Regions from separate parts of the Mus musculus genome. Here region 2 is linked to region 1. A link is a loop called in an ENCODE intact Hi-C map of the cell type or tissue named here. Cell type or tissue: left cerebral cortex. All regions are shown on one strand.

Region 1 (5,000 bases):
TGTATATATGTGTATATGTATTCATATGTGTGTACGTGTGTATGTGTATTTATGTATGTGTGCATGTGCATGTGCGTGTGTGTGTTTGTGTGTGTGTGTATGTGTGTGTCTCTATTTTATGAAGCTTCTACAATAGCAGATCTCCATATGACATTTTCAAAGATCTTCACTGAGTGAGTTATCCTTTCCCATACTCCTTCTTCTTCTTTGTTCCATGCCCATCTTATTTATCTCTTCCGTTTCTCTCATCTGCGTTTATGAGCTTTGCATTTTTTGATATGTGTATTTAAGTTGAGTATCCATTAAAGGCAGGAAGCTTATAAGGGACCATGTGGGAGATTACAAGGGAGGACAATAAAGAACAGCTGATAGAAATAGATGGACCTGGAGGGCATCATCCTGAGTGAAGTAACCCAATCACACAGGAACTTACACAATATGTACTCACTGATAAGTGAATATTAGCCCAGAAACTTAGGATACCCAAGATATAAGATACAATTTGCTAAACACATGAAACTCAAGAAGAAGGAAGACCAAAGTGTGGACACTTTGCCCCTTCTTAGAATTGGGAACAAAACACCCATGGAAGGAGTTACAGAGACAAAGTTTGGATGTGTGACGAAAGATGGACCATCTAGAGACTGCCATATCCAGGGATCCATCCCATAATCAGCTTCCAAACGCTGACACCATTGCATACACTAGCAAGATTTTGCTGAAAGGACCCAGATAGAGCTGTCTCTTGTGAGACTATGCTGGGGCCTAGCAAACACAGAAGTGGATGCTCACAGTCAGCTATTGGATGGATCACAGGGCCTCCAATGGAGGAACTAGAGAAAGTACCCAAGGAGCTAAAGGGATCTGCAACCTTATAGGTGGAACAACAATATGAACTAACCAGTACCCTTCTGGAACTCTTGACTCTAGCTGCATATGAATCAGAAGATGGCCTAGTTGGCCATCACTGGGAAGAGAGGCGCATTGGTCTTGCAAACTTTATATGCCCTAGTACAGGGGAATGACAGGGTCAAGAAGTGGGAGTGGGTGGTTGGGGGAGTGGGTGGGGGAGCGTGTGGGGGACTTTGGGGATAGCATTGGAAATGTAAACGAAATACCCAATTTAAAAAAAAAAGAGAGGGGCAAAGAAAGATAAACTGTACATGTTTAATAAAATAAATAATGTGAATCCTAAATAGAGGGGCACACTGTGTCTACAAACTGAAACATTTAGCATTATGACTAAGTTAATGTTCCACAATTAAATAAATCATTAACATAATTCTCATGAAAAACAAATGTATATGCAGGTTCAAATACATTTTCAGTAAATCTTAGACAGTCCCCTCCTAAAATTTATGTAAAATATCAACGAAAGCATGAGAGCTTGCAGAATTCTGAAGGACCATAAAATAGAAGGTGCCAGTCCACCTGGTTTCAAGGCTAATTGTCCAGTTACAATGATCGATACAGTAGTTTTGGCAGAAGAACAGGAGCTTGGATCAATGAAACAGAATTAAGGAACTCAAACATTCCCACGGAGTGTTACAAACTGCTTTTGAGAAAAGTGCCAGAGCAACTCAGTGTAGAAAAAGGGTCTGCCGTAAACTCATTCTGGATTTAAATGCACAAAAGTTTAACAGGATCATACACAGTCATCAAAAAATGAGAATTGATTATGGACTAAAATGTGTAAATGCAATAAAAACAAAACAGAAAAAAAAGAGTATCCTGGTTCTTATACATTACAGAGGTGAAGGACACATACACAGTTGGATCTGTGATTTATGTTAGGGGCTGGAATGATTGTTTAGCAGTCGAGAACATTGTGTGCTCTTCCAGAGGACTGGTTCTTAGTATACACCACCCAAATGGCAGCTTACAACTGAAACTCCAGTTCCATGGGATTTGGAGCCCTCTTCTGGACTCTAGGGACACTGCATGCACACTGTCACAGCTATATGCAGTTAAAACATCCATGCACAGAAAAATATATAATTAATTTTTAATGCAATGTTATTATAGAAAGGTTGATTGTTGGCTTCTAGATTAAAACATTTGCTGTGGGTGATGAAGAGATGGATCAACAGCTAAGAGACTGGTTGCTCTTTCCACCAGACACAGGTTCAATTCCCAGCACCGATATGGCAGCTTACAATTAGTGCTAACTCCACTTTCAAGGGCTGGGATCTTCTGCAATCTTCTGGCCTCCTTTGGCACTGCATGAATGTGACACCTATACATACAGTCAGGCAGAATTCATACACATGAATTAAGTAATGAGATAAAAAGTCTTTGCTGTACACAAAGATCCTAGTAATAAGGAAAAAAGAAAAACCATAGATTATAAGAAAATATTTCTCCCTGGTATCTGCCCAATTCTGACATCTCAATTACAAAACATTTCTGAATGCTAAACAATGAAAAAACTAAAGCCCTTTGTGATATCTATTATTTCTGGCTCGTAGAGTCTTTCTGTCTTCTCTTCTACATAGTTTCCAGAGTCCTGAGTTGAGAGTGTTGTGGAAGGCATACCATTTAGAACTGAGTTCTGAAGTCTATCACTGTATGCACATGGTCCAGCTGTGTGTGTCTGTGTTAATTCCATTCTACTGCAGGAGAAACCTTCTCTGATGAGGAAATATAAAGGGATGAAGTGACATGTTGTTAGTTGTAACTTTATCACTATATTCTTTTAATAGAATAAGAGCATTATGTTTTCCCCTAAGCCCGTGACCTATCTAGTCTCAGATTTTTGCTCACTTTAGCAGAGCCAAGCATAGTTTCTATTTCATGGAGTACGCCTTAATTCCCATCAGAAATTGATGGGTTAATCCCATAACATGTGTGCCATGAATGTACCAATGTATCCTGCAATGTATCATTACTGGTTGATAGGAACAGTTACTTTTCTCCTTCAGAAGCACGCATGGGTTCTGTGTTCTTTTTGTTTGGTTTGGTCTTTGATACTTTTTGTCTAATTGTTTTGTATTGTTGCTTTGTTTTGATTGTTTTCTTCAGAAAGAGGAAAGGGTGCCATAGGTAGGGGAGGATCTGAGAGGTGTTAGGTTAGAGAAAAGAGTATGATCCAGATGTATTGTATGAAAATAGTTTTAAATAATAAAAAAAAATAAGAAACGTTGGTTATAATGGGAGAAAGACAGGATTGGGCACTTTACTGAAAGGGTAGGCTACTGAGCAGATGGAAGTTGCTTAGCTCCATTGATATTTTAAAGGTTAATACAGTTTAACTTACAACGAGACTCCCCCACCCCTCTAAGAATGCCTGAGACGATTAGCAGTTAGAACACTGAACCCAGGAAAGAGTGGAGAGAATGTGACTTGCTTAAAGGTGGTTCATGGGACTATTGAAATTTGCTGCCTTCCTGGAAAATGGCTGGCCACCTTTTCTCTTTCTTTCTTTATTCTTTCTGTCTGTCTATCTGTCTGTCATTCTTTCTTTCTATTTCTTTCTTTTTAATTAATTATTTATGTTATTTATTTACGTACCAAATGTTGCCCCCTCTCCTGGACTTCCCTCCCAGAGTTCTTTATGTCACCCCCCTCCCCTTTGCCTCTGAGAGGGTGCTCCCCACCTGCCTCCTCCTTTCCCTGAGACATCAAGTCTCCACAGGATTAGCTACATCCTCTCCAACTGAGTTGAGACAAGGCAATCCTCTCCTACATATGTGTTGGTGACCTCACCCCAGCCCAGCACTAGTGAGGATTAGGAGCTCTTTGGTTGGTGGTTTAGTCTCCGGAAGCTCCCAGGGGTCTAGGTTAGTTGGCACTGTAGTTCTTCTTCTGGAGTTGCCATCCCCTTCAGCTCCTTCAGTCGTTCTCCTAACCTTCTATAGGGGTTCCTGATCTCTGTCCAATGGTTGGCTGTAAATATCTGCATCTGTCTTCATCAGCTGCTGGCAGAACCTTTCAGAGGACAATCATGCTAGACCCCTGTCTGCAAGCATAACATAGCATCCGTAAGAGTGTCAGGGTTTGGTGCTCACTCCTGGGATGGGTCCCAAGCTGGTTGACCACTTTCCTACAAAATTAAACTTTGAATCTCTAACAGCTACTGTCTTCTGTAACTTTCACCAGGTCTATTATCTAGACTTTGGTGTGCAAAGTGTGTCTGGAGTGCCTAGATGTGTAAATCTGCCCTCTCCCTGTGTAATTTCTCCTTACTCATCAGATAACATGATCTCAGATAAAGGCTGAATATATCTAGGAAATTCTTTAGATTGTACTGTATTTGCTAAAAAGACTTGCTTTGTGTAGAGAAGGGTGTCCAATCTGGGTTGCAGTTTCAGAGGCTACAACTAAATATTTCAGAGTCAACTGGAAGTTAAATTGCAACTAGAAAGCCAAAGTATTTAAAAATGTGATCATAGACTTTCGCATAACAAGTTAGCTTTTTGTGGAATAAGCTAATGGAAAGGAAAATTTCAAAGTTACATGAGGGTTTGCATCAAAATGGGGAGGAAAATAGCTAGAGTCTGGTGATGTGTCATGATGGCAGGTATGCATTTGGATGCAAAATATTGTGGTATTGTATCTGAATTGCCTAACTCCCTATTCTACATGTGATGCTCCTGTATTCAATATCATGACCTATGTTCTCAGAGTACATTGTGTGCAGATAATTCTTCCTCTGAAAGGCTTGCCAGTGTTCACTGTTTGTACCTGTAGCCAGTTAATCTGACCCAAATTGAAGGTTTGGCAGGATTAGGGAGCATCTGCAGATACTGCTCAACTCTGCAGAACTCTGGGTCTGTGAGCTATTATTATGTTAAGGCCACCAGGGTTTTAGCTTCTTTCTTTTAGAATAATAAGGAATCTCAGAGATTTGAAGTGTAAAAGGTATAAAACTGCTAATGAAATTCCAATTACTGCCAGATAAAGATTTTACCAGAGAATGCAGAACTCCAGGATTCCCCTCTGCACCATCTCCAATTACTTCCCCACCTACTGTTCTGCTAGCCAGGAGTTCAGCACAATGA
Region 2 (5,000 bases), 300 kb before region 1:
TAAGGAGTAAAGGAGTCAGCTGCGTCCTACGGAAGGGGCAGGCGGGATTCCACAGAGGTAGGAAGAGTAGAATTTAGCGGAAGTCAGGAAGTCATGCTAAGTTAGAAACATGAACTGTATACTAAGGGTGAGTTGGGCTGCCGTAAAGAGAAGGAAATTGAAGCACGATTTGAAACGGTGGATGTGTGAGCATTGTGTGTGTGTGTGTGTTTCTGTGTGTGCACGTGCACATACGCACCCGTGTTCCTACCTATGTGCAAGCACACACAAGCACTGCATAGCATGAGTTATCTTCATCAGGAGTCAGCTTTATGTGAGATCTCTTGGAGAGACATCTCTATCTCCGAGGGCAGATCTTCACTTCAGAAGCGAGTTGAGCCTCCCAAGAAAACAACTTCTCCTTTGCAGTAATCCCTTTCCAAATCAATGGTTTGTCCTCAGGAATCAATTCCTCAAGTGGAGTGCTTATTTCCTTAAATGTTTATTCCTGAGGTTGACTGAGAACTGGACACTAACATGGAGGTTCAGGACTTTCTGTTTCACTGGCTTTGGTTTAGCATCTTGGGTGACACCAGTGTCCTAACTCAAGAAACGGCCTGTGATCACTGCAGGCTTAGTGTCTCTGGATGTGTTTTCCATGAGGGAAGGTCGGCTGGTGTGTTCCTAGCACACTCTTACCTTCCCGAGTCTACCTTGCCTTCTCTCACCCCATGCCATGGAGTCTTCTGTGGGGGATGATTATCCTCCGGTGCTAATTTATCATCATGTTTAACAACTTTCAGTTTATGCCTTTATTTTTATTTTTTACAACATCAGTGTATGGATGAGTCTGGGTAGATGGTAACTTAAGCTACATATGGATGATGATAACGCTACCAATGTATTGAGAAGTCCGATGAGATGATAATTTGATCAATGTATTGATGAAAATGATTATGTAATAACTGGAAGCAAGGATTGTGAATTACTTTTTATTGAGTAAGAACATCTTTTAAAATTCCTTTAACATTGATTATTTTTATATTTTCTTAATAGTGAAAAATAGTTTCATGGCCATATCCAAACAAAGTATATATTTAAAATCCCAGAAAACAGGTTTTTTTTTTCTAGGAATGTTGCTTCCATTTATAATAAAGCTTTAGGAGGGCACGGCCGAAGTAAGGAGAATGCTTTAAAGATAACTGGACATGCTGGTGTTTCTGTGGTCTGTTTGACATTTTCATGAAACTCCTCAGACCTTCCCCTCTCCTCCCAAAGGAGACTGCCACTGTGTGCCCTGGTGTTCTATCTGTGTGCTGTGCATTGGCTGAGTGATGTCAAAGCTAGTCATCACGGGCTGCCTTCTTAAGGAACACTCCTTTTGTGGAATACATATTTTGTCAACTACAGGCATTTGTAGAGTTCTACCACTGAAGATGTTATACAAGAGCAACAAGACAGCAGAACATGTGAAAACAAGAATAGTACTTGGGCATGTGTGTGCACTTGCATGTGAGCATGCACACGTCCATGTATGTATGTATGCATGCATGTACGTATGCCCCTTTGCTCAAATGGCTTTTCCCAGAGTGTCATATGCTCTACCTGAGGCTTGGTTGCCTGCTCTTGAATCTATGTGCATCTTGATTTTACTTTTTGGAAGTAGCTGTTGCGCTCTCATGAAACGGTATCTTTTCAGAGTCACTCGGATTGTAAGCTTACTTTTGAGCTTTGTGTTTCTGTTCTGTTGAACCTCCAGAGACCGCTTTAGATATGTGTGTAGGTGGTGCTCGAAGAAACTCTAGGAAGCTGGAAGTCTGTCAAGGAAATTACGGAGGGAATTAACATCATCCTAGCAAGGCAGAAAGAAAGAACTGCCTTTTCTTCCTCTGAACCGCATCGCTGGTGTGAGAAGTGATAAGACGATTGGATCCTAGTGCCCAGCCGCCAGCACTCCTGCCTTAGTAAAGTGGCTTAAGTAGAGAGGCAGCTCTGATGACCAAGTGGGTCCCCTTCCATGTATATAATATGAAAGAGCTTGTGTTTGGGGTATCCAGAAGCTCCTTCCACCTCCACCCATGGGGTGAGAGAGAACTGCCACATGGTGGCGCTATTGTGATGCCTACGCTTCTGAAAATATCCGTTCTGAAACATCTTAAACTGAATTTATGGCAATGGTGACATGGGAGTTTTCTCTAAGAATGAAAGATTATTGTTATATATAACTTCCAACTAATAGATATTGGGTAGGGCATCTCATTGTCTCCTGTTGACAATGCTTTTCTTTTTCTTAAACTTCATCTGTGAGAAGATGAAATCTGGATTTTTTTTAAATCAGTTCAGTCTCGTTAGCAGATGGAATTTTTCTTTTGATACGAATTATCATATTTATGTGTGTATGTGTGTGATGTGTGTGATAGAGAGTGAATATCACTTGCCTGAGGTTAAAAATAGTAGTTAAAGCTACAGCTACTTTGAAGCTGTAGTAACAGATGGCTATGAGATACCCAAAGTGGGTGCTGGGAACTGAACTCAGGTCCTCTGCAAGAGCAGCAAGGGTTTCCAACCACTGAACGGTCTTTCTAGCCTCAGGGGATTTCTTAACACGACTTTGAATCTATAAGGAATGCCCGTTCCAGTTCTCAATCGATTATAATGTCGTATGTGCTGTCCTTTCTCTTTTAGGTTCTTACAACTAAAACGACCCCTCAAACATGCCCCTCCGTGTTTACATTGGGCTCATACATGCTACCTCAAAACTGTATGTATCCACTTAAAATAATACGATAGCACATCCATGAACAGGATTGCTTTGCACTTTTAAAGATATCAACTAGAAAAAAAAAAGGATAAATCTTAGCATGCGTCTGTTTTGAGGTGTTCAGTTGCTCAGTAAGAACAATGAGCAGTTTATCACCACCAGCGAGTCACTTGCACATTCCAGCAGCTGTTGAGACTGTTGGATGTTTGTGGATTTCACAGCCCATCCCTAGAAGGCTTGAGCTCATCTGAAGCCTTTGGGCTAAAATAGGAAATGAGAACACTCGTGAAAACCCAGATTTGAGCAAGAGGAGTAGAATATTGCCAATGGTTATATTCAGAGAACTGAAGACCATGGTGGTGGGTTGCCTTTCAATCTCTCTTTATTTTCCTACAGACTGCTTGGGTCTAGAGGGGTCAGACTAGAAGAAATCACTGTAGCAAGGCTTGAGACCACCGTGCATCAGGAGACAGGGTGTCAGGGTTGACTCTATTTTCTTTGAGAGAAGCGAAGGGCATTTGCCTTGTATTTTCTTGAACTTCATTTGCCTGTTGGGGGGGTGCTTTATGTATTGCTAACTGGAAACCTGATTGTAGGTGAAAAGCAACTTTCCCCATTACAACCAGTAGCTATAAAACTTAGAACTAAAATATATTTTTCTTCTAAGAGGTACTTCTCCCTGACCACCTTAGCAAAATGCCTGGAATTGGTCAATTGTATAAATAAAATGATGGCTTGTGGGTTGTGTGTGTGTGTGTGTGTGTGTGTGTGTGTGTTTTCTCTTTTAAAATGTTTTTTATGTAAATAGAATTACACAATTCCCTCTCCCTTTCCTGTCCGGATCCTCCCAGCTACACTCTCCGCAGAACCCTCCCAGGCCCCCACTGCTCCCAGATTGATAACCTCTTTATTTCTCCTCACTGCTACAAAGTAAGAGGCTTTTGTTCAAGATTCCATAGATTTTTTTTCTTATATTGTGAAGCCATCTAATCTGAGGCTATATTTTTACAATCAAACATATCATATTTTCTTCTTCTATGAACAAACTTGCTAAAAATCCAAATAGTAATGTTTGGAAGAAGGTGCGCAACTCTGTCAGGCATGGAGTTTTATACTGTATTAAATGTGGTGTGTGCTAAACTCCACGAGTTAGGCGTGGCATAGCGGTAACATCTGGGGATCACAAGTCCATCACTAACATCACACTTCCAAAAATTCAGGTTATAATTGATTTTAAAAAACGAAAATGAGGGATCTGTGTTACCCTCGAGGATATGTGCACATTTTTCACTGAAAACAACCGTGATGATCTTTATATTTAAATTGTAGCAGTTTTGTAGCTAGAGCAAATATTAAATGTGGCCACTGGGTTTAATACCATTCTTCATGTGGAAATGTGTGCTTTTTTATGCATAGTGAAGGGTCTGAGGTATGTCTCAAAATATTTTAATTTACAAACAAGTATTGCTTCATAAGGATTTATTTTTAACTTGGTTTGTGTGTCTGTGTGGGCCTATGTGAATGTGAGTGCAGTGCTTACAGGCGCCACAAGAGGGCAGTGGTTCCCTTGGAGCTGGTGTTACTGGTGGCTTGAGTTGGAACAGGAAACTAAACTCAACTGTTCCCTTAGAATAGTGAGCGCTCTTAAATGCTAAGCTATCATTCTGGCTCTGGCATACTTTATTTTTATATTTATAAAATATTGCAGGCCTAGCTCTCAAAGATAGATCACACACAAACAATATATATGTATTATAAGATATATATGTATCGTATATTACATGATATATGTACGCATGTATCCACCATCCGGAGACATTTTTATCTCCCCAGCTATAAGAATCAAAAGTTAAGTATTATTTATAATCTTTGCCCAAAGTTTTCTTGTTAGGAAGATTTCCATCAAGAAGTCAGACACTCTCTCTGACTGCCATGTTGGAAAGGCTCACGGTGGGATTTCAAATAAACGGCACCATTTATAATATTATGAGTTTGCATCAATTTTACCCAACTCAGCTCTACCAGGATATGATAGCATTTTGCCCGCAGGAATGTTCAATTCTGAAAACGTTTTCTCTGGCATTATCTTTAAAAAAACAAAAAACAAAAAACGTTTCACCTTGCGAACTTAGGCTTTCAGTGCTTGGAGGTGTCACGTGCTTCTCACTAATGGCAGAGATCCCTATTTTCACCATGGAAGTCAGCAACAAGGTGGGTTTGAGACCTTGCTCCTGCGTCTCGGTGCCTGGTTGCAGGGTGT

What was found. Hi-C counts contacts between places; a loop is a spot of excess contacts. Peaks named below come from ENCODE experiments on the same cell type or tissue, not always from the same donor. Only the 100,000 strongest peaks of a DNase experiment are listed, where the experiment ranks them.
Region 2: a loop joins it to region 1, with 3 times the contacts of the local background. A loop is called at or near these places in 15 of 42 quality-filtered maps.

What each region holds. Positions count from the first base shown.
Region 1 is chr10:73,398,702-73,403,701 of GRCm38, forward strand. It overlaps a transcript of Pcdh15 not described here. Among named protein-coding and RNA genes, the nearest start is that of A330049N07Rik, 310 kb to the left of the region's middle. In left cerebral cortex, a CTCF peak has its summit at 1,927 (motif pointing left); no DNase peak of the experiment used is centred here.
Region 2 is chr10:73,101,805-73,106,804 of GRCm38, forward strand. It overlaps a transcript of Pcdh15 not described here. Among named protein-coding and RNA genes, the nearest start is that of A330049N07Rik, 18 kb to the left of the region's middle. In left cerebral cortex, CTCF peaks have their summits at 2,069 (motif pointing right) and 4,289 (motif pointing right); DNase peaks (open chromatin) are centred at 82, 1,357, 1,819, 2,042 and 2 more places; H3K4me3 peaks cover 767 bases; H3K27ac peaks cover 545 bases.